Linked DNA regions of Homo sapiens: region 2 is linked to region 1. A link is a loop called in an ENCODE intact Hi-C map of the cell type or tissue named here. Cell type or tissue: ascending aorta. All regions are shown on one strand. Each heading gives the region's core, and the rest is flanking DNA. Links, peaks and the distances in the headings are about the cores only.

Region 1 (5,102 bases), core at 1,734-4,233:
GTTTTTCTTAAAATCTCTAGGTAAATCAAGAGTGAACAGATACTCCAAAAATATTTGGGAGTAATGACAATATATTCATCTACTTATTAATTTTATTCATTAAGCAAATAAGTACTAGGTACCCATTAAGTTCAAGGCACAGATCTACGGGCTGTGCAGGATTTTTTTTAAAAGGAATTTGTCATAAATCCTACCCTTAATCAGCTTATAGTTTTTAATAAGCCAGATTCTATTTGGTTTGTGCCAAGGAAAAACTCAGCTAAAATTAAAGACATCTAGGAGAAGTCTCTTCTTTCCAGAATCACCTTCTTGAGCACTCATTCTGAAGGTTCCAGCAACTCTGAATCCTTTTTGCAATTCCCTGGTTCTCAAACTCATGGGAGATGAACAGATTGTGAGGATAAAACAAAATGGGAAAACAGACGTGGCACCATGGGGATTGTGGGGATTTGGGAAACCCATGTCTGACATTTCAGAGCAGGGTAAGTACCCACTAAAGATGTCTCTAAAAGTCTTGGTATATTTCTGACGCCATCCCCTTCCACTCCAAGGCTCCCAGCTTTGGACCTCTTGAATATACGTACTCGTTGTAAATACGACAAGCTTTAACTGGAAGGTAGTAATGGTAACCTTCCTTTGAGTCCTTACTGTGAACCAGGCAGAATGCTATTTTGTATGCATATTCTCAGTTTACCACTCATGAGATACGTCCTTTTAGTATTTTATTTCTTTTCTTTTCTTTTTTTTTTTTGAGATGGAGTCTTGCTCTGTCACCCAGGCTGGATGAAGTGGTGCCATCTTGGCTCACTACAACATCTGCTGCCCGGATTCAAGATAGTCTGCTGCCTCAGCCTCCCGAGTAGTGGTATTACAGGCATGTGCCACTATGCCTGGCTAATTTTTGTATTTTTAGTAGAGACGGGCACCATGTTGGCCAGGCTGGTTTCGAACTCCTGACCTCAAGTGATCGACTCACCTCAGCCTCCCAAAGTGCTGGGATTATAGGCGTGAGCCACTGCACCTGGCCTCCTTTTAGTATTTCTGTTTTACTGGTAAGAAAACTGAGATTGGGGTGTACCTTACTCAGTCACTCAGCTATTATTTAATTTGAACTCAGGTCTTTTTGACTCCAGAGGCAGAGTTTTTACCCATTATATTATACCAATTTTGAGTTTCAGAGCTTCTGATATTTTATCGCTGGGCTTCAGATAATTCCTTCAAAATTCCCATCTAATGCTCTAATTGGACAAAGATTTGTTTTCTTTTACAGTTGAGTCTTAAGGGAGTACAAGAAAAGAAAGCAAAAATTCCACAGAAAAAGCAGACTAGTTGGACAGGGAAGAAACAGCTGCATCCACTTTATGTAAAGTTACATGGCCCAGTTTACGGTTTGGGATGAAACAGCGTGTTACCATTTGTCTATTCATTCTCCATGGTTTACTAGGGAAATACCATTCGTTTCCCATTACCTTTCTCAAGAGCTAGGATAAAAAGAATATTATTTTTTCGCATACATACAAACATACATATATATATACACACACATACATATATGTGAAGTAATGAATTCCCATTTTATTTGAAGAATCAAGTCTGTTACTTCTTCAATCAGCAAGATTCCAAAATTTCTTAGAGCTTTGTTGATACACCTATGAGAGTTCCCTCTTTCAAAACAAAAACGAAACACACACTTCATCTTCATATCCTGAGGTAATGAAAAAGAGGAAACATTCTCTTGATCAACGCAACACCAGAGAGTAGAACCTTATCTAATGCATGTAAATACCCAGCCCTGAATCTTCATTTATTCCTTTTGGGATTACGTGTCTTTAAGGAAAAGAGAAAAATCATTTTTCCTCCACTAACTTCATCTGAGATTGACAAGAGGCAGAAAACTGAGTAGGCTGATAATTCTTCAACTGGGGCTAAGATAAGCCAGCTTCTACTACTTTTTCTTTGAAACAAATAGAAAACTGAAAGATAGGAATTTATTACTTTATCTCCTAGATATTAATACTTTCTTTCTTTGAACTCACATGATTTCCCCAAAATGATAGTGTAAATCCTTGAGGTAGTAGCATCAAGTGATCTGAGGTTAAAAGTGAACTTGGCTAGTATCTCTCTGCCTTTGGCCAAAAAATCCAGGCTCAATCCTGGTTGCTTTCTGGAATGGGAAACACACAATATTGGGATTGCAGGCAGCTCCAGAAAGGCATGCCAGGCCTCTCATGCTCTCAATTTATATTTGCATGTGAACAGCTTGTTGGCCATTTTATGAAGACAGATGAATCACAGGCCTGCTAGAGGGGCGGCCAGACCTAAATACGCGAACTACACACCCGTACAGTCCACACATTTTTGAAGATGAAAATAAAATTATACCTCTGGAGACATCTTTAGGGAGATTATGCACAAATACAATATGTAGAAAAAAGTGAAACTTTGAAGACATCACCTACAAGTCAAGTGGAAAATAAAGAACGAAACTAGTCTATAAATACCACTCTTTAAAATGTCAACAAAAAATAAGATGTAGCTGTATATGACACTAAAAACAAACCTCCAGAGTTCTCTCTTTTTTTTTTTTTAACTGCCTGCTTTAAAAAGACAACTTTGATAAAGAAAATATCACCAAAATACCAGGATGAGGAGAGGAATTGCCAGGCAGTCCATATTTAATGCTAGAATCCAGCAATGTAATCAAATTTCTCATGGGTAGGAAATGAAACATATTCTGAAAAATCAGTGATAGGATAGCTAATGTGGTAAACTTGATCCTTCACCCCACAATACCAACATAATTCCGTTTGCCTATCTTTTCCAAAAGATTGGATGGAGATCAACATGGAACAATGTACAGAACAACAAAAGGAAGAGACTCAAGCAATGGGGTCATTCAAAGTGGGTGAAAAACAAAGTATGACAGAATTATATTGACAAGAAAAATAATAAAAGTCATAATGAACCACAGCTGACATTTTTAAAGCATAAACTCTATGAAAGATACTATGGTAAACACATTACACATATTATCTTATTTAACTCTTCAACAAACAGGTAATATTATTACCCTGTTTTAGAGGAATAAATCAATACTCTGAGAGGTTAAATAACCTATTCAGTATCACACAGGTAAGAAATAGGAGAGGCAGAATTTGAATGCAGGTCACAGCCTGAGCTTCCGCCGCCCCGCCTCCCCTGAGATGTTCTGCTCTGTTGCCCAGAGCTAGAGTGCAGTGGCGCAATCTCAGCTCACTGCAACCTCTGCCTCCCAGGTTCAAGCAATTCTCCTGCCTAAGCCTCCCAAGTAGCTGGGATTACAGCAGGCACATGCCACTACGACCGAATAATTTTTCTATTTTTAGTAAAGACATGATTTCACCATGTTGGCCAGGCTGGTCTTGAACTCCTGACCTCGTGATCTGCCAGCCTCAGCCTCCCAAAGTGCTGGGATTACAGGTGAAAGCCACCACGCCCAGCCCACAGCCTGAGCTTTTAATCACAATGGCATATTCTCCCCACAGGCCCTTCAAGGTAAAGCATTCCACCAGAGTCCTCAGTGCTATCAGCAAAGAAGAACATTTTGGAATTTTATGAGATGATATCTGTGAAAGTATGTAACACAATGTTTGTTATATGATAGGCACTGCTAGTTCACTGAAGTCTCTGTTTTTATTGAAACCGATAGTTTTATTCAATATAAAACTCCAACCCATGACAGTATTTTTCATACTTGTAGTGCCTGCCACGAATTCAAATTTTACCAGATACTATGATATTCATATATAATGTATGTTCTATTTTAATAAAGCATCTGCAACAGAAAATTTAGATATTTATGCAGCAGTGGAATTTAATGCTGCCCTGTATCCTCACTATTTTATTTTAGACAATTTAAGGTAGAAAAATCCTTCAAAGCATAGATATTTTTTTTTTTCTTAAAGGAATTGGCAAAGTGTTGAGCTCCCAAAAGGCTTAAAACTGCTTGTGAATGAATGATCTTAAATCACTAGTGAAGATGATCATGGGGCATTTGCCACATTAAAGAACTAAAATGAAATGAAAAAGCCATGACTCCTCACTTAATGCTATTAAAAAAAAATCTGATTTGGTAAATTAACCCCACTTCTCATAGTTTAATTGGGTAATCAACGTTCTTGGGAATTCAGGTTCTCATGGGCACCCTAATAGTGTTTAGGGCCGGGGGTCCTGAGGCTGCTGGGGTGATCCCGAGAACAAGAAGCTGCCCTATTAAAAGTAATCTACTTGAGTTTTTCCGAGTCTTTGGAGTTGTTCCTACTGTGGGCTACTTATAGGGTAGGCCCCCAAATCCTCACACTTAGTCGGCCTGCTGGCTGCTGTGGACTCTGAAAGCAGCAGCTAGAGTCCCAAGCTAAACTTACCATTTTCTGGCTGGTCCTTAATGTCAGCGTCACTTGGCTGGCTGGGACTTTCAGATTGACTTGAATCTGAAAAACATAAAAATACAGCCAAAAATTACAGGGTCTGCAAGGGAAAGTGCATCAGAGGTGCCAGACTTTCTCAAAAGGTTCAACCTATAAACTAAGAAAGGGAACATTACAGAAATGACATGAGACATGAAAAAAAGAAAAGATGGAAAGAGAAAAGAAAGAGAGGGAAATGCAGCAGCAGCCTGTGCCTTTAGAGAGGACGCTCCGGTTTGCGGACACCTACGGTGGCATTGGCTTTTGCCAGATCACAACTTGAAGCTCTTCAGCAACCATTCTCTTAGAGAGACCATTTCCAAACTGCTCTTCTCCACTATTTATACACTCGAGTCTGATAAAGACTTCATCCTTCATTACACACATCTGAAGCTTGATTCAGAACATAATAAAGTGTCAAAACATATTTTGAAGCTGGTATATAAAAGCAACCCAAACAACAGTAACAAGTTCTGTTGATATTTAGCTCTGCATTCCAGCAACAGACTACGCAGACTAACACCATTAAATACTAGAGTCCTAATATTCCATCACATTTTCTTGAAATAACTGCATAACTCAAAGAAGTCTTTCTGAAGGTACAAGTTTCCCCTGCTTTATAAGAATTATTTTTTTCTTGTACTGATGCATTTGGGA
Region 2 (5,102 bases), core at 1,569-4,068, 86 kb after region 1:
AATAAAAAGTGAAATTGAATTTCTAGCCTCCAAAATGACATTATTAAAAAGTAGCTTTTAAAAGAGATATTTCTTGTGGTTCTAAAAAGTATGTAAATTTTCACTGTTTTTCACAAAATGGTAAATTTATTATAAAACATTTACAAAAAATAAGTATCCCCTTTGAATAGGCTAAAACTGTAAGGGGATAAAAAAATTTATAAATCTGCAAAAGTAAAATTTTCAAACACAATTTAAATGCAGATAAAATGGATGAGGTAGCCAAATTACATTTTAAAATGTCTTAACTCTTAGTGACACAATATAGACAAAAATAAGGAAAATGATAATATACAGACAGAGGAGGGTACACAAGAAAGGTCAGGAGAACAACATTGTTTATGGGAATAAATTACAGACTAGACCTTGAAATACAAACGATTGAACAAAATTAAGGTTTAGGTGAAAGACTTCCGGCTCCTTGGGTTGCATTTCACTTACAAGCTGCATGTGCCTGTCATTTTCTTATATGGCTAAGATAATATTAATTAATAGGGGAACACATTCATGATGCCGTAAGACCCTGTCATCACAGCAGTTTTGACAAAGGAATCCCAATTGAGCAAAATTAACATTCCATAAAATACAACAGGAAAGGAAAACTTACAAATGTACACCAAGAATCCCTGCAACTGTTCATGCTGCCGAATAAATAAGAATTAATGAAAATATTTCAGTATAGATTCCTGGTTACCATGACTTAAAATGTGGCAGTTGAAGTCAGAATAACATACAACAAGAGGTGGTGAGAGAAAGAAGCAAAGGTTCACAGAATTGATGTCTCAGAAAGCTACAGAAAAGAGCCATAATTTTCAAAAGGGGAAATTGATAGGAACTTGTGAAGAATTCTATGCTGTGTTTACTTAGATATCTTTGAAAATGAAAAGAGCTCTATATAGTCAGAGTATCTGGATTTAATCCAGACACACTCATTAAACAGTTTTGAGAACCCTAGAAATTAAGAGCTGTAAGCAACCTGTCAATGGAAGGCCAGGAACAGGGCAGTTTAATTAAAAAGAAAAGTGATCAGCATGGGATAGTGGGAAGGGCACTGAGTTCAGATCTACTTTGTTATCTTTGCCAGTTCCTACATACAGGACCTTGAACATGGTGCTTCTTTACCAGCAAAATGATAGGGTGAAGTCAAGGCCATATTTCTTTCCAGTTTTACAATTCTTTATCTCTATAACCTAATATCTACCTTGCCTACCTTACAGGGGTTTTGTGAAAATTAATTAAGTTTGCATGGAAATTATAAAATGTTATTTTTTAAAATATAGGGACAGTTAACACGACCTAAAGTTGATATAAATAAGGGAAGGAGAAACGTTCCAACTGCAAAAAGATGAACAAAATACAAGGCAAAGACATGATGCTTGCACTACTGATGTCTTCAGAAAAAGAAGTGACTCTGTTCACTCAAAGAAATCTGACAGCGATCTGAGACATGGTGTCTTTCAGACAACACATACTTTAAAAATACTAGAAAATAACAAAAGGTACTACCGTCCATCAGTGACTGGCCCAAGTGTTGTGCTGAGCACTTCCCTAACTTATCTCCCCAGTTCTCACTACCTTCTGGGGTCAGTGTTTTTATGACATCTTAATGGATGGGGAAAAAATGAGACTTAAAGAGTTTAAAACCAAGGTCATCTATAGTAAGGATTTGAACCTAGGTCTCCGCCTGACACTAAATTATCTTGTTAATCAAATTAATTAATTATCAAGTCAAATCAATCTTGTTAATCTTAACCACCACATTATACTAATGCTGTTCCTCTCTGTACAAGCACTTCCCCTATTTTAATTAAATTCATCAGGCCAATCAGTTAATTGGGTCCAAAAGTTAAGTTGACTCTGGATGTATGTAGACAAAGCCCTCAATAAAAATGTAGGCATAAGGAGGCATTCTCTTAAGAATGTGTACTACAATTATCACTTCTATTAAAGTGGGATGTTTGCCTTTTGGTATTTCCAGGAAAGGCACTAAGGACATACTGGGGAAAATGTTAAAAGGAAAAAGTGGTCATATTATAAAGTAAATGCATTAACCATCAGAATTTTATTTCTAGGACCTAGTGGTTTTGCAGCTTGTTCTGCAAATATTTCATATTTATGTATCATCTTTGGTAGAAGCAAAATATACCTGACAACTGATAATCCTTCATCTCTTTTCTACTCCAACTAATGGAAAAAACATTTGCAGAACTACACTGAAAGGCACCTACAATGAATTTTGCCAACAGAGGAAGAATGACTTATTTTTACCATACATTAAAAACTATTTGTTTCACCTAATTCAGGAGCTATTCCCTCTCTCTTTAGACAGGAAGGGAGGGTAGTTATAGAAGAAACAGAACACCAGAGAGAGTGACTTCCACATGTCATTAGTTGTCACTTCACCTAAGACACCTCTATACATGGAAAAGTTTGAAACAAACACGCAAACAAAAGATCCTTCTTGTAGTATTCAGTGATCAAAAGAAAAATACTGCAAGTCATAGCAGAGCTTCTTCTCTTATTATGCTTTTCTGCTCAATTTTATACTCAACTATTCTGAATAGCAGAGATAACAATTTTCATAAGCATGTGAACGTTTTATAAATTGGTCCAAGCCAAACACATGGACATCTGCCAACTTTGATAGGTTTTGGAGGCACATTCAATGATAATAGCCATGTTTTCCCCCACATTAGAGGATTCTGGCAGTGGTTTCCAGTTTTGAACGCTATACTAGGCTAATCTGAAAACTATTTAACAGAGGAGTTTAAGAATCTGAGTACCAAAGTTTTCAAGAGTGAGAAACAAAAATGTTTAAATTTTAAAATCTAAGCTAGGGCCAGGTAAGCACAAAGGCCAAGATGCAGGATGAAAATGAGCAACATCTCCTCGGAATGTTGGTCATCTACTTGGAGTGTTGCTAATGAGACACATTACCATGGGTGATTTATGGAGTTTCCTCTTTAGATCAGAAATACTTCCCAAACCACCTCCCACTTGGTGCTTCGGCACTTACAGTAAATGAAGTCAAGACTGAAAATACACACAACTCCTTCCTTACTTTGACATTTCTTTTTTTTTCTTTTTTTTTTTGAGACAAGAGTCTCGCTCCGTCACCCAGGCTGGAGTGCAATGGCACGATCTCGGCTCACTGCAACCTCCGCCTCCCCAGTTCAGGGGATTCTCCTGCCTCTGTCTCCTGAGTAGCTGGGATTACAGGCGCCCACCACCACGCTCAGCTAATTTTTTTTGTATTTTTAGTAGTCATGGGGTTTCACCATGTTGGTCAGGCTGGTCTCAAACTCCTGAACTTGTCATCTGCCCACCATGGCCTCCCAAAGTGCTGTGATTACAGGCATGAGCCACTGCGCCTGGCAAGGTATTTTGACATTTTAAACCTCCAAAAAGGTTCAGTTCCACATGGTGGCCTAAAACTTGCTAATTTAGAAGACTAAAGAAAAATAAATTTTTTGTTGGATTATTTCTAATATGCTTCAAAACTTGTTATTTTTTGGCCGGGTGCAGTGGCTCATGCCTATAATCCCAACACTTTGCACTGTGGCTCACACCTGTAATTTTGGGAGGCCAAGGCGGGCGGATTACAAGGTCAGGAGATCGAAACCATCCTGGCTAACACGGTGAAATCCCATGTCTACTAGAAATACAAAAAATTAGCCAGGTGTGGTGTCACGCACCTGTAGTCCCAGCTACTCGGGAGGCTGAGGAGGAGAACTGCCTGAACCCGGGAGGTGGAGGTTGCAGTGAGCTGAGACTGCACCACTGCAATCCAGCCTGGGCACCAGAGCAAGACTCCATGTCAAAAAAAAACAAAAAACAAAACAACAACAACAACAAAACTTGTTATTTTTAGTAAATTTTAAGTCACGGGTTTGAAAAGTTAACAGGTCTCTGTAAGGGCAAGGCCAAATCCCAAACTCACGTACTCAGAAGACTGTTAAGAGTTACTTAGCATCTAGAAGAAAATTTATGGTTTTTTAATAATTTACCAATATCTGTGGGGGGAAAAAAGCAGATCTCTGATTAGTGCAACCACCCCCATTTTGTATGATGGATGTAGGGTAGGGGAGGGGAAGAGAAACAAATTGATTTGAATGCCATGGCATCACCAGGCTGAGAAGGGATCGGAACCCAGAAAGAGGCACATCACAACAACTTCTCAAAGTTTTTCAAACAGAGCTACTATCTACACAGCAGAAGCTGATGGAAACAAAAACCTTCAGCACTATCTCCTGCCTAATTGAATTGGTGCCTGTAATGGGAGGAAGCTGTTTCTCAGAACCCAAAATAAATGGTGCTGGGAAAGGGAGGAGGCAAAAAAAAACCAGGCTAGAGACAAACAGAATTGGTGGAACAGGCACCCAGATTCTCCGGAAAGCAAATCCCGTTTAGCATTTATCCACTCAGGTCACGGTGAAGCCTGTATCATAGCAACTTGAGACTTTAAATACTACTATTCATTTGGTCATTAGTTTCTCTTGGTTCCTTTTACTTACCCGTATTTTTGATAGCCAAATCCTTAAAAGAAAGCAGAGACTATGAGAATGTTGTCAAATTTCAATAATGCTCAAGGGGGAAAAAAATCGCCAATCTCTTAATGGTTTGGTCTAACATTCTTTCTGGAGTTACCCAGTAACAGATTAATGTAGCTAAGCATTGTAACATTGAGCTAAAGTACTAAGAAAACATGCCTGAAATTTACAAATAGGCTACCCTTGCTTGCTTGAAAAAAAAAAAAATCCTTCATTTTCACTGCCAGTTTCTTTATTTATCTTTAATTTATTGTGGTGTCAAAACCCATGTCTGGTCTTGGAAAAATTTTGGCACAAAGTTGGCTTTTTATAGTACCAGACCATTAAAACTACAAACCTCAATTTAAAAACTGCCAGAAGAGTTTGGTGCTCAGCAGAAAAAAATGATACAAAGACTGCCATGGAGAAAGGAAGAAAAGAAGTTGGTGTTGCAAGAAGTCTAAATCATGTGACTAAGATTTTAAGTACCAGGGTAACCAAATATGGTCTAGAGTGAATGTATGTTATTCAACT

The links. A loop is a pair of places that touch in the nucleus more often than their neighbours do. Peaks named below come from ENCODE experiments on the same cell type or tissue, not always from the same donor. Only the 100,000 strongest peaks of a DNase experiment are listed, where the experiment ranks them.
Region 2: a loop joins it to region 1, with 2.1 times the contacts of the local background. A loop is called at or near these places in 4 of 110 quality-filtered maps.

Annotation. Positions count from the first base shown.
Region 1 is chr1:61,276,887-61,281,988 of GRCh38, reverse strand. NFIA (nuclear factor I A) reads right to left here. Exons shown (of 11, transcript NM_001134673.4): 3 at 4,404-4,469. Among named protein-coding and RNA genes, the nearest start is that of NFIA-AS1, 26 kb to the right of the region's middle. In ascending aorta, for the core only: no CTCF peak of the experiment used is centred there; a DNase peak (open chromatin) is centred at 3,268; H3K4me3 peaks cover 839 bases; H3K27ac peaks cover 2,500 bases.
Region 2 is chr1:61,190,734-61,195,835 of GRCh38, reverse strand. The region is part of intron 2 of NFIA (nuclear factor I A); the gene reads right to left. Among named protein-coding and RNA genes, the nearest start is that of NFIA-AS1, 60 kb to the left of the region's middle. In ascending aorta, for the core only: no CTCF peak of the experiment used is centred there; a DNase peak (open chromatin) is centred at 3,065; H3K4me3 peaks cover 963 bases; H3K27ac peaks cover 2,500 bases.